Linked DNA regions of Homo sapiens: region 1 is linked to region 2. Evidence: chromatin contacts called from ENCODE Hi-C or POLR2A ChIA-PET data. All regions are on one chromosome and are shown on one strand. Each heading gives the region's core, a stretch centred on a gene start or an enhancer-like site at or near the end of the contact. The rest is flanking DNA. Distances are from core to core; before and after follow the strand shown. Region 1 holds the start of FIGLA (folliculogenesis specific bHLH transcription factor). Region 2 has its middle 28 kb from the start of FAM136A.

Region 1 (6,503 bases), core at 3,629-6,128, 460 kb before region 2:
TGCCAGAGAAATTTTACCGACTACCTGTAATAGTCATGGAGCTGAGGTCAGAAACATGATTTGAAGCAAGCACATGTCTTGCTTTTTGAAACAGAGCAACAATAAGAAATTGGTAAAAGGTCCTTTAGCCTTATCCTGCTTTTTGCACCATTGACTCAGAGACCTAGTGTCTGTATCAATCAGCAAACTAGACAGGGATCCCCTTTCTTCAAGGCATTGTGTTTTGAGATAGCTGTGTGTCCCCATCCTTACTCCAAGGGTGGACTCCATTCGGCTGGCATTGTACTGGACTACAAGGTATTTAGGACTCAGGAAACAAAAAAGCAGTAAAGAGAGGATGTTATCAGTTGCATCCCAAGAGGTCTGGTCCCACAAAGGAAGAGCAATAAGCAGGAATAGCAAACACAAGGAGAGCAATGCATTCTGGGACCTAAAGATGTTCACATACTTCAGGCAGCCTGGAACAGGAAACTCCCTACTAGACCCATAGAGCAGTATAGGATGAATGCAACTGAGCCAGTACTGTGTATATCAACCATAGTATATCACCAGCATCTAAGAGGACACTTATCCTTCAATTTTCCATGGCAGAGAGATCTTCCTACTTTCTATGTAAACTTAGGTAAGCTTTTTCATTCATCTATTTATTTATTCACAAATATATATTATAGGGTCAAGCAGCTATGGCAAAACGTGAAAGATTTTACCTGAATAAGCAGGTTCTTATTTTACCCATGTCAAAGTAGCTTTTTTACTTCATTGCAAGCATCATTCATTCATTTGCCTTCTCACTCATTCAACAAATGTTTATTGCATGTCTACTGTGTGCCAAGCCAGCACTCCGTAGGTGCTGGAGATGCTGTGGCCAGTGATCCTCCTTCAAGGAGCCAAAATAAGAGAAATAAATGATCTCGCAGAGGCTTATGGGCACTACTGGAGCACAGAAGAGGGGCACTAGGACAGAGACTCCTGTTGTCAACCAAATGCGTTCTCCCCATTGAACAGAATTGTAGCCAGGCACATGGCTCCCCAGTCAGACTACATTCCCCCACCCTTTCTTGCATCCGTGTGTAGCCATGTGTGAATTCCTGCCAATGGCATGTGAGTTGAATCCTATGTGCCACCTCTGGTCAGGCCTTAAGATCTCTTCCGTGCCCTTCTCCTGGAACCCAGATACGGTGGCTACCGAGCCTCAGCCATGCCAATGATGACAATGCTGTAGGGGAGTTGACCCTAAGGGATGGAAGAACAATAATTTGGAAGGAACCTAAGTCCCCAAGTGACCTTGAGGAGCAGAGCTGACCTAAACCTTTCACACTGTTAGAGGATAGTGAAACTTTTTGTTCATTAGGCCATTGTATTATTGGGTGTATGGCAAGGTATCAGCCCTAAGTCACCATCAGGTGTAACACTTTAGCTTAAATCAGTTCACATGATTGCTTTCCCTGAGAACAATGACATAACGTATGAATCTAACAGACCAGAGGCCAGAAAGTTAAGAGTTGGAGTTTATGGAAGAACACAGGTATGAAGGAATCAAATCTGGTGTGCTCACAATGGGTTCCTAATGTACACCACCTTGTTCACTGCAAGGTTTGGCAATAAAATAGAATAATATCAATGATGTCCTTTATGATGCTTTCAAGGAAAGTTAAGTAAATGGGTAAGCTATCTCCATTTTAAGCTTTTTCCCACACTTTTGGCCCTTGTTGCTTTCCATCTGCCTGCCAGCAGACAACACCAAATGAACTTAGCGCAAACAAAGTATTTTCCTACTTAAAAATATATTTTAAATTACAGAAGTGGCCCGTGTTTATTGTGAAATAAGCTATATAGAGGATGTGATGTGCAGTCACACTTCCCCATTCCCAGGCCATGCTCAAGGAACCTCAGTCAAACATTTGGTGTGTCCCCTTCTTTCCTTTGACCTTTCCTGGGAGGCAATGTCAGAGTGGGAGCTGAAGAAGGGTGGGGCCTAAGAGGTGGCTGATGTGGTTAGAAAATTGGTTAGGTACAGGGATTGAGCAAATAAGTAATTACACTGAGGATAATGTGAGTCAAGCTTCTCATTGTTGGAGAAGGGAGTTACAAAAGCAGATATGGGGTGAGGAGTTACAAAAAAGGAAAGCAGAGAAACTAGAGGGAACCTGAGGTGTTGGGTTGGAGTTGGAGGTATTAGTGTGAACTCATGGTTTTAAATATATATGTACTTAGATACACAGATATAGTTATTATATGCATTATATTATATTAGAGGATATTATATGCATTATTATAATATAATACATGCATGTGTACTTACCTACATATGTGTCATATCTGCAAAAAGGGCTTAGAAGCAATGACATCCCAAAAGGAATGAGCAAGCAAGCACACAGATCTTGGTTTCTAAATCCTACCTTCCACTAAAAGAAGAATAGACTGATCCCTGGGCTGGGGCTGGGAAAATTCAAGAAGAGCCTTCCTGGGACAAGTGAGAAAGTGCACAAAGAATGAGGGAGTCATATGAAAAGGACAGAGGAGCCAGCTTAGAGGGCCTCCCATAAGCCAAATCTGAGACAATTTGAGCATTAACATAATGATGTAAATAAATTATATCCTGTGACTAAAATAGAAATTCATGAGCCCATGCTGACATAAATACAAAATGAATAAATAAATGGGAAGAAGGGAAAGCTCTTTTTCACAGTAGAATGCCAATCATTTGCCTCTAATTGTAGTGCTGGTTGATTCAGGTAGGAGTCAACAATGGATGAGAAGGAGTATCTCCTCACAAAATTTTTTTTTATTTTTATTTTTTGAGACGGAGTCTTGCTCTGTTGCCCAGGCTGGAGTGCAGTGGCACAGATCTAGGCTCACTGCAAGCTCCGCCTTCCGGGTTCACACCATTCTCCTGCCTCAGCCTCCTGAGTAGCTGGGACTACAGGCACCCGCCACCGCGCCCGTCTAATTTTTTAATATTTTTTAATAGAGACAGGGTTTCACCATGTTAGCCAGGATGGTCTCAATCTCCTGACCTCGTGATCCGCCCGCCTCAGCCTCCCAAAGTGCTGGGATTACAGGCATGAGCCACCGTGCCTGGCCCACAAAATATTTATCAATTTATGGTGAAAAAACCTGACACCACCACCTTGACCAGGCGATTAAGGTTAACATCACCAGTGGTGGGGCAGATCAACCTCATGTACTTCCTGATGTGATGCACTGAGAAGAGCCCAGCATCATTTATATGGAGCCCCTCCATGAAGGCATGGCTGGGGTCTGGACATGAGCAAATAGTGGACAACCCCAGGTCGAGGGACATACTACAGAATGAAAGGCCCCTACTCTTTTAAACTGTCAAGGGCATGAAGACAGGACAAGATGGAGGAAATGGTCCAGAATGAAGGAGAGTAGAAATATGACAACAGAATAAAACTTGTACTCCTGGATTGGATTCCAACCAGAAGAGAAAAAGACATTGTTGAGACAGCTGGTGGTACTTTGATGGGGTCCATGGATTGTATGGTAGCACAGTACCAATGCTTACTTCCTAGTTTGAGTGGTTGTGTTGCGGTTATGTGGAAGAGAGGCCTTGTTTAGGGGGAATACCCACTGGAGTATTTAGAGGTGATATGACAGCATGTCTGCAACTTAAAAACTTTAAAAAAAGAATAGATCAATGGATGCAGCTAGACGTCATTATTGTAAGGGAACTAACACAGAAACAGAAAACCAAACATTGCCTGTTCTCACTTTATAAGTGTGAGCTAAACATTGAATACACAGGGACACAAAGATGGAAACAATAGACACTGGGGTCTGCTTGAGGGGGAAGTAAGAGGGGGGCGTGGGTTGGAAGGATACCTATTGGGTACTAGGCTCACTACTTACGCCACGGGATCATTCGTACACCAAACCTCAGCAACACACAATTTACCCACTTAACAAACCTGCACATATACCCCTGAACCTGAAACAAAAGCGTAGAAAAAATATTTTCTCAGACCAAAGAAAAAAAAATGTATTTCTATGCTTGGAAGGAATGATTTTACAGAGGGCTTCCAGAAACATGTCTGATTTTCAGGTGCAAGATCAGAATGTTCCAGTTATATTGATAACCTCCAGAGAAACAAACTCTCATGAGTAATCTACTCAAAACAGAAGATGTAGTTAATTATTTCTAGAGTACTAAATTGTACTCTACTATTAAACAAGTTTGGGATCGCTATTTTCCAGCACATTTTCTGAAGTAACAACTGTGTTTGGCTGTGTTGACAATAAAGGTCTGTGTGGAAAAGGGGGAAAATGAATAAAGCGATGTATCCCCCCACTCGCGAAAAAAGAAAATAGTTCAAATAGAATGGAAAAAGAATAATGAAAATGAGAATATTCACAGCGAGAAAGAGGGCAACGGAGCAAACGTGAAAACTTAGCAAGTAGAGAGCGTGGCGAAGGGGGTACAGGAGCTCTTAGAAACTCTTCTTGCCATTTTCCCCGCAACTTTTATTTCAAAACGAATTCTTAAAAAAGTTTTGTGGATATCCATCACATTTTTCTGTATACACATAGCCAGAAGCTCAGGCCCCAAGACAGATTGATTAAATGGGAATTTGGGGGACTGGAACCGTGGCATGTGGATTGAGAAAAACACCACTACCACGCTCCCGGCGGTTCCAGGTGTGCAGCCGGGGCTGCGCTCCAGCGCTCCCGAGTCACACCTGTGCGGCTTATTCAACGCGATGCCTGGACGCAGCCTCCAGAGAGGAGGCCGGGATTGGAATACGCAGCCGGGGAATGGTTGCAGGTGGTCCAGCTCCCGCCCCCGCCCCGCCCCCGCCCGGGCCTCGTGCGGCCCCGGGTGCGCAGGTGAAAGCCCGGCCTCAGCGGCCTCGGCCCTGCCATGGACCCCGCGCCCGGCGTCCTAGATCCCCGCGCCGCGCCGCCCGCGCTCCTGGGCACCCCGCAAGCCGAGGTGCTGGAGGACGTGTTGCGGGAGCAGTTCGGGCCGCTGCCCCAGCTGGCCGCTGTCTGCCGGCTCAAGCGGCTGCCCTCGGGCGGCTACTCGTCCACTGAAAACCTCCAGTTGGTGCTGGAGCGGCGGCGTGTGGCCAACGCCAAGGAGCGTGAGCGGGTGAGGGATCCCTAGGGTCGACGTCCGTTCCCCCCTTCCCTGCTCTACCACCAAACACCTGGTCAACACCCGGGGGTCCGCTCACCGCCCACCCCCGCTCGAGGCGACTTCGAGCTCCCGAGGCCTCCCACGCCCCCAGCTTGTCAGGAGAATGGCAGTGGCCTCCTTCTTCTGCACCTCCGTGCAGCTGCTCGTTGGCGGCCGCTGCGGTGGCCGCCTCGCCCGCTAACCCTCCAGGATTTGTGCAGGACCCGGGTCTGGGAGGGGACAGAGGAGGGGCCCTGACAACTTCAAAAATGTCTCCCTGGGCAGGTGCTTTAAAAGCTTCGCGCCCAGGGGGTGCGCCTTCATCTCACACCGTAGGCGCTGGTGGGTGCTTGGGACGCGCAGGGATCCCCTTCGCTCCTTTTTCTTGCTCTCTGCATCTCGGCCTCGAAGCACACACGAGGGTGAGGAGAAAGGGGGGCCTGACGGAAGTGACTTTTCTTTTTTAAAGTAACGAAACACGACGTCCCAGTGTGCACCCAAGACTCCCACTCAACTCTGTCAAGATAAAGTGAGTGTTTCCCAGTCGAGCCGCAGCAACTCGCAAACGGGAAGGGTCCTGTGGGCCGTGGTTGGAGCGGCACCTGCTGGTAGATTTTACTATCTAACGAAACTCAGCCCCAAACTTGGGAGACATGGTCTCCTTCCTAGCGTTTGCAGTCTACGGGTTTGGTTGCAGCAGAGGCGAATCCAGGAGAGAGAAGGGTGAGGGGTAGAAGAGGGAGCAGAGCGCACGTTCAGGACTGGGACTGGGGAGAGAAGTACCGCCCGGGGCTGTTCCTAGGCCTTTCAGAAATGTCCCAGTGAATCAAGTAGGAGCTTTGCAGGGAGAGGGCAAGCGCAGAAAGGACGACAGGAGAGTAGGAGACTTCTTTAAGTCTCCTCTTTTACCAGTACTAGACTCTTGATGGACAGAACCCTGTGATCTGATTCGGTGGCCCTACAAAGAGATTATGATCTAATAGTTTAAGTGGTCCTTCCCACCAGGAAGGAATTGTCTTCTCCAGAGAATCAGTCCTGGTTTTATCCACTAAAACACGAATAAGCTTTATTATTCTTTATAATGATAAGGTTAACACACTTGGAAAAGACAGAAATGAGTGAAGAAGTTAAGAGACACAACACAGATATAACTACTGTGAACATTTTTGTGTATATCCACCCAGTCTTTTTCTAGTTTTGTGTATTCATATATATATATATATAATTTTTACAAAATATTCAGTACATATTTGTGTAATTTTTTCCACTTAACATTATCAAAAGCATTTTCTTATATTCTTAAGTATTCTTTCAAAGAATAGTTTTTGACTGCATAGTCTGTCCAAAAATGGACCATAATGTA
Region 2 (6,827 bases), core at 2,730-5,229:
TAACCTACCTTTTTTTACTGCTGGTATGTTCCTGGTAGTCTCTGGTCGGTGAATATTGACAATACTGACAATACTATTTTATTATTAATTGTTTTTATTTTATTTTATATGTTTTTTGTTTGTTTATATGTTTTATATGTTTATTTTATATATTTATGTTTTATATGATAGGACATGATATTGATTTCTGCATGAGTTATATTATCCATAACTTCATTTCATTAAGGTAAAGGTGGAACTATAAGATATTTGTTTGAAAAGGGGGCACCAAGTCCAGCAGAATTGAGAAACACCAGGAGAAATAGCTCTTTGCCAGAATGCAAGACAAATTTGAATATGGCCACCCCAACCTGAGCAGGATCTCTGGACTCCCGTAGTTGGACATTTCCCCACATCCTGGTGGCTGTCAGCTAGGACTGCATGAGGACTCCATCAGCAGAAAGGAGGTTCTCCCATAAACAGTTCTACAAGAGCCTGCCCACACACTCCAGAGGCTACACCTGTACCAGATGACAGCTGCAAACCCTCAATGGCCTATGAGGGAGACCAAACTCTTCACATGGAGGATGGTTAGGAAATGTGCATATGACATGCAAAAATGCAAGAAGCTGGGATAAAGGAATAACAGGTAAACCTCTAGACCAGCCTGTAGTCAAGGAAGCATTGCTGGAACAGGGAAAGGCTGGCATTGAAGTGGAGAAAACCCTTCTATGCCCACCAGAAAGGTGGGAGCATCCCTGGAGGGAATCTTCTCCAACTGCCCTTTGCCCCATTGAAAATTCAGATGAGAAGAGGAGGCACAACGTGTCCTAGCTGCACACCTCCTGAGGTGAAGAAGAGAGACAGAATTATGGAGAGTGAGATGCTGAGGCCTCTGTACCACACCTGTCTCCCTAGGTGCAGGGCAGATGACCAGGGGCCTCATGCAAGGGACACTGGGCGCCACGAGAATCACGAACACAAACCATTAGCCCATAATCTACCTTTACCTTATTAAAATGATTCCCCCACTCCTACATTTCACGTTGTTTTCCTCCCTCCAGGAAGACTATCAACCCCAAATGATTACGCTTCCCTCCCTTCACACTCCCACCCCACCCATCCCACACTTGGTGCTGCTATGAATACCCCCATTAAAGCTCATTCCTCTGAACTCAGGCTCTGCCCTCTGTTAACAGGTGGCTTTTCTGCAGAAAGAAGTACCCATGGGCCAGGGGCGGTGTTCACACCTGTAATCCCAGCACTTTGGGAGGCTGAGGCGGGTGGATCACCTGAGGTCAGGAGTTCGAGACCAGCCTGACCAATATGGCAAAACCCCGTCTCTACTGAAAATACAAAAAAGTATCCCAGCATGGTGGTGGGTGCCTGTAATCCCAGCTACTGGGGAGGCTGAGGCAGGAAAATCACTTGAACCCAGGAGGCAGGGTTGCAGTGAGCCAAGATCGTGCCACTGCACTACAGCCTGGGCAACAAAGAGCAAAACTCGGCCTCAAAAAAAAAAAAAAAAAAAAAACCCAGGAAGCTGATCCTGTCAAACTAGGCAGAAGGCAAATAGAAACTGTCCCCAGCTCTGGGTGTGGGGCCCTCAGCTGGCAGGACTAGGGGGTCAGTGATGGGTGACCTCACAAGCTAAATCACCTGGGTCAGGGCTGAGTGACCTTGATAAAAGGTACTATGATAGCTCACTTCAGCCTTGAACTCCCAGGTTCAAGCAATCCTCCCACCTCAGCACCAACCCCTGACGGCCAGGTAGCTGGGACTACATGCACATGCCACCATGTTTGGCTAATTTTTATCATAAAGATAACACTTTTTCTTAAAAAAAATGTTCTTTTTGAGACAAAGTCTCACTCTGTTGTCCAGGCTGGAGTGCAGTGGCGCAATCTCAGCTCACTGCAACCTCTGCCTCCTGGGTTCAAGTGATTCTCATGCCTCAGCCTCTCAAGTAGCTGAGATTACACGTGCATACCACCTCGCCTGGCTAATTTTTGCGTTTTTAGCAGAGATGGGGTTTCACCATCTTGGCCAGGCTGGGCTCAAACATCTGACCTCAAGTGATCTCCCCACCTCGGCCTCCCAAAGTGCTGGGATTACAGGCATGAGCCACTGCCCCCAGCCTCTTTTTCTTAAATTATATTATCCATAAATTCAGTGCAATCCCAATCAAAATCACAATTTTTATAAAACTTCATGAACATAAAGCATTAGCCCAGAATCTACCCCATGGGACCCAGGGACTTCAGCCATCAGCACAGGGGGCTCTTTTTCCCATAATGTTCACATTTATCAAAGTAATGCAGTCGTTAAGAAAATAAGGCAAAATATTTTAAAAGTAGAAAGAGGAACACAGTTTCACCCACTTCCACCTTCAAAACAACTTTGCAAACGTGGCAGTGTATCTCCCTTCAAATGTTTATAAAATCTGCAAGTTTGCTCTAACATAGAACAATGCCATCAAATATATTTGGTGGTCCTAAAAGTCACACCGTGAGGACAGGCACCCAGAGCACAGTTGCATTTAGAATAAACTCCAAGCTCCTTCACGCAGCCTGCAGGCCGGTATGGTCTGGCCCTGCCTCTGTTCCCGGTCTCATCTCCCGACCCCACTGGCCTCTCTGCCCCTCAGGCAGACGGTTTTTTCAGTCCTGGAAGGCACCCAGCCCTGTCCATCTTGGTGACCCCAGGTGGGCCATTCTGCTCCTAATGTGCTTTGGGCGCCCCTGCAGCCTGGTTCACATCCTTTCACAATTCAAAGCTTGGTTCTGGGGCCTCTCCTGGCTTCCCCCATCCCCATCTCAGTTAAAGCCCCTCTGTTATTCTCTTTCACAGCCCTCTACCTTTTCTGAATAATACGTCCCCCAATTTATAATGATACACTTTGCTTATCTATTTGGCATCTGTGTCCCCCACTGGAGGGATATGGGCAGGGTGACATGTGTTTTGCTCCTCTCTGGTGCTCCCCTCCTTGGTGTTCTTTTGTTCACATCTCCCTGTTTCATCTGCTCCAGCCCAACTTGTTCCCAGTCCCATCAGCTTCCAACCTCATGGTTCAAATCCAATGTATAGTCTCTCTTTGCAACCCCCAAATAGTGTCTCCAGCTGTGAATTCTGTTTCTCTCCTCTAATAGGGGGCAGTCTCCTCCCTGCTTTTTTTTTTTTTTTTTTTTGCTTCAGCTGGGAGGTGAGCAGCCCCATCTGTTCCCACCCAGGCTGGCCCTAAGCAGCAGTCTCTACACTGCCGCCGAAGAAGTTCCTGCAGACTTCTCCCCGCCCCTAGAATCAAACACATCCACTAACATCAAGCTTGAGCCACAAAGTTCCAGAGGTACCTCTGGGTTGCTGGGAGGAGCAGCAGTAACTTAATGCTGGTGTCTGGGGTGCAGAGGAGAGAGGGCCCCACTCTGAGCTCACAGAGTGCTGGAGGTTCAGGCTGTGGAACACCGGAACACAGATGTTCCCCAGGAGCCTAGATGCCCACTCAAACCTTCTTAGGCACTTTTGAATCTTCTTTTTTTTTTTTCTTTTTGAGACGGAGTCTCGCTCTGTCAACCAGGCTGGAGTGCAGTGGCGCTATCTCGGATCACTGCAAGCTCCGCCTCCCAGGTTCACGCCATTCTCCTGCCTCTGCCTCCCGAGTAGATGGGACTACAGGCGCTCACCACCACGCCCGGCTATTTTTTGTATTTTTAGTAGACACAGAGTTTCACCGTGTTAGCCAGGATGGTCTCGATCTCCTGACCTCGTGATCCGCCCGCCTCGGCCTCCCAAAGTGCTGGGATTACAGGCGTGAGCCACCGCGCCCAGCCGGCACTTTTGAATCTTTACAGGTCCCACCATCTTGGGTGAGGCAAAGTACAGTTTACCTTCATTATTCACAGTAGTTATGTTCTATAAAGCTGGCTGGAGGCCAAGGGCAGTGGCTCACGCCTATAATAGCAGTACTTTGGAAGGCTGAAGTGGAAGGATCATTTGAGGCCGGGAATTTGAAAGCAGCCTGGGCAACATATTGAGACCGCATCTACACAAAAGAAAATTTGTTTTAATTGGGCAGGCATAGTGGCCCATGCCAGTAGTCACAGCTGCTCAGGAAGCTGAAGCAGGAGGATCTCTTGAGCCCAGGAGTTCAAGGTTACCGTGAGCTATGATCACACCACTGCACTCTAGCCTGGGCAACAGAACAAGACTGTCTCTAAAAAAAACAAAAGCTCAACCAAGAGCGTCTCTGATATTTAAATAACGATTGTAGAGAACTTTATAGTTCTTAACACATTTGCATGCATGTGTGTGTGTGTGTGTACACATATATGGCTAAATTAACAGCAGATCCTCAAGACTAACCACAGTAAACAAATTGCCATGATGCCTTTTCCATGAGAACTGCTTTGTACACCCTGGCAATCCATCAGAACAGAAGCCAAAGCCCCAGTGTGCCCTTTTGTACTCTGTACTCCAGCTCACCTGCTGCTTCCCAGCTCACCTGTTTTCCCAAAGTTACAGACAGAGGACAGACAACATTGTTAAACTCTAGAGTGATTCCCATGGGCAGGGCAGGGCAGCGGGAGTGAGTAGGAGGGTGTTTTCTTCAAGTTGAAGGAGAGGAAAGAAAAAATATCCAGCTGTAGCAATCAGATTGTCGGCACCAAAGACAGAGTGACTCAGGGCAGGTCCTTGGCAAGCAGGCACTGAGCCAGGCTGGGCCCACACCCTGGAGAATGAGAATAGCATTCTGTGATCAAAGTGGGAAGGAATGCATCCATTCCGGAAACCAGGTGAGGCAGGGTTGTCATTAAGACAATCTGGGCAGAGCTGTGATTACAGAGGGAGCAAGCTGACGGGATGAAAACGGAAATCCACAGCGCCTGCTCCCTGCTGAGCAGCCCAGCTTGCCCATGCTGCCCTTTGGTCCAGCTAATGTCTCTGGGCAGTGATAAGGCCTTAAGTATCTGTGGATAAAGCACCTGATAGTTAACTAAAAATAATAATAATTTCAAAGTTTTGTTGAGTGAGCTTTAGTATTATATGAACTATCAGTCCTCATTCTTTTTCTCATTAATTAGGATGGATGTTCTAACAAGAGAAATTTTATATAACTAAAGAAGACACTTTTTTTTTTTTTTGAGATGGAGCCTATGTCACCCAGGCTGGAGGGCAATGGCGCGATCTTGGCTCACTGCAACCTCTGCCTCCCGGGTTCAAGCGATTCTCCTGGCTCAGCCTCCCAAGTAGCTGGGACTACAGGCATGCGCCACCACACCTAGCTAATTTTTTTTATTTTTTATTTTTTATTTTTTGAGACCGAGTCTCGCTCTGTCGCCCAGGCTAGAGTGCAGTGGCGCGATCTCGGCTCACTGCAAGCTCCGCCTCCCGGGTTCACGCCATTCTCCTGCCTCAGCCTCCCGAGTAGCTGGGACTACAGGCGCCTGCCACCACACCCAGCTAATTTTTTTGTATTTTTAGTAGAGATGGGTTTCACCGTGTTAGCCAGGATGGTCTCCATCTCCTGACCTCGTGATCCGCCCGCCTCGGCCTCCCAAAGTGGTGGGATTACAGGCGTGAGCCACCGTGCCCGGACTAATTTTTGTATTTTTAATAGAGACGGGGTTTCACCATGTTGGCCAGGCTGGTGTCAAACTCCTGACCTCAAATGATCCGACCACCTCGGCCTCCCAAAGTGCTGGGATTACAGCTGTGAGCAAGAAGACACATTTATTAAAGAAAACTTAGAAACCCCTGTAAACATTCAGAAGAAAATTATAGTCATTTCTAATCCAATCACTCCTATGTGATGACCCTTAACAGTTGTGCTGTGATTCTTCAGATTTTCTTCTAGGCATGTATATATAACATTTGTTTCTTATTTTAAAAATAAATCATGATGCATAAACTATTTTGTTACTTGAGTTTTTTCACTCAATCAAATGTAACATACTTCTTTCTTACCAAAAAAAATTCTCCTACAGTGTGGTTCTTTGTGTCTGTGGGGTACTTCATTGCACGGTCCTTTTGTTAGTTATTTAATCTGTTTCCTGTTCTTACACGTTTAGTTGCTTCCAAACGTGGAATATTATAAATGCTGTACTATACATCCTAGTTCACATATCTTTCCAAACATGTCTGCTTATCTCCCTCCTTCAAGATGAATTGTTGGGTCAAGGAGTTTTCATGTATTTGTGGCTTATGATATTCACTGCTAAATGACCTTGCTCTACAGGCTAGTCGTACCATTTACATCACCACCGTGTAAACGGTCCTTTTTCCTCTCATCCTCGCCTGCAAAAGGTTTTGCCCTGCTAGCCAACGAGTTGAACTGTGTGATAGGAAGAACCGTGATTTGTTTTCTTTTTGATTTCTTAAATGTTTAGTGAAACTGAATATGATTTCATACATGCATTAGTTTCCTCAGGCTGCTCTAACAAAGTGTGACAAGCTGCGTGGCCTAAAACAACAGATATTGATGGTCTCACCTCTGAAGATGGTAGGGAAGGATCTGCTCCCGCCTCTCTCCTGGCTGCAGGTAGCCTCAGCTGTCCCTTGGCTTGCAGGGCTGTCTTCTCTCTGTGCCTCTTCACGTGTCTTCCCTCTGTGCCTGTCTGCCTCTGTCCAAATGTCCCCACTCTATAAGGACACCCAGTCACAATGGATTAGAGACCACTCTATGACCTCAGTTTAACTAGAATATAAATTAATCCAAGTGTACAGGCCCTATTTCCAAATAAGATCACAGTCTGAAGTACTAGGGGTTGGGACTTCAACATATCTTTTTAGGAGGACAAAGCCTTCTCCAACGATATGCTTATTAGCCATTCCTATTTCTTTTTCCTTTGGTG

The links. A loop is a pair of places that touch in the nucleus more often than their neighbours do. ChIA-PET counts read pairs that join two places held with the same protein, here RNA polymerase II (POLR2A). Pooled maps may share reads with other maps.
Region 1: POLR2A ChIA-PET joins it to region 2 with 11 read pairs in activated CD4-positive, alpha-beta T cell. The contact joins the promoter of FIGLA here to the enhancer-like site in region 2. A Hi-C loop is called at or near these places in 1 of 168 maps with a recorded cell type or tissue (esophagus muscularis mucosa) and 1 of 50 pooled maps. POLR2A ChIA-PET finds 5 or more read pairs at or near these places in 1 of 52 experiments (activated CD4-positive, alpha-beta T cell).

Annotation. Positions count from the first base shown.
Region 1 is chr2:70,789,018-70,795,520 of GRCh38, reverse strand. FIGLA (folliculogenesis specific bHLH transcription factor) reads left to right here and starts at 4,878. Exons shown (of 5, transcript NM_001004311.3): 1 at 4,878-5,113. The coding sequence starts at 4,883.
Region 2 is chr2:70,327,028-70,333,854 of GRCh38, reverse strand. No RefSeq gene overlaps it. Among named protein-coding and RNA genes, the nearest start is that of FAM136A, 28 kb to the right of the region's middle. RefSeq lists a silencer at 3,744-4,038. Within about 2 kb of position 3,979, at least 11 of the 41 ENCODE cell types and tissues checked have a DNase peak (open chromatin) inside an H3K27ac peak, as active enhancers do.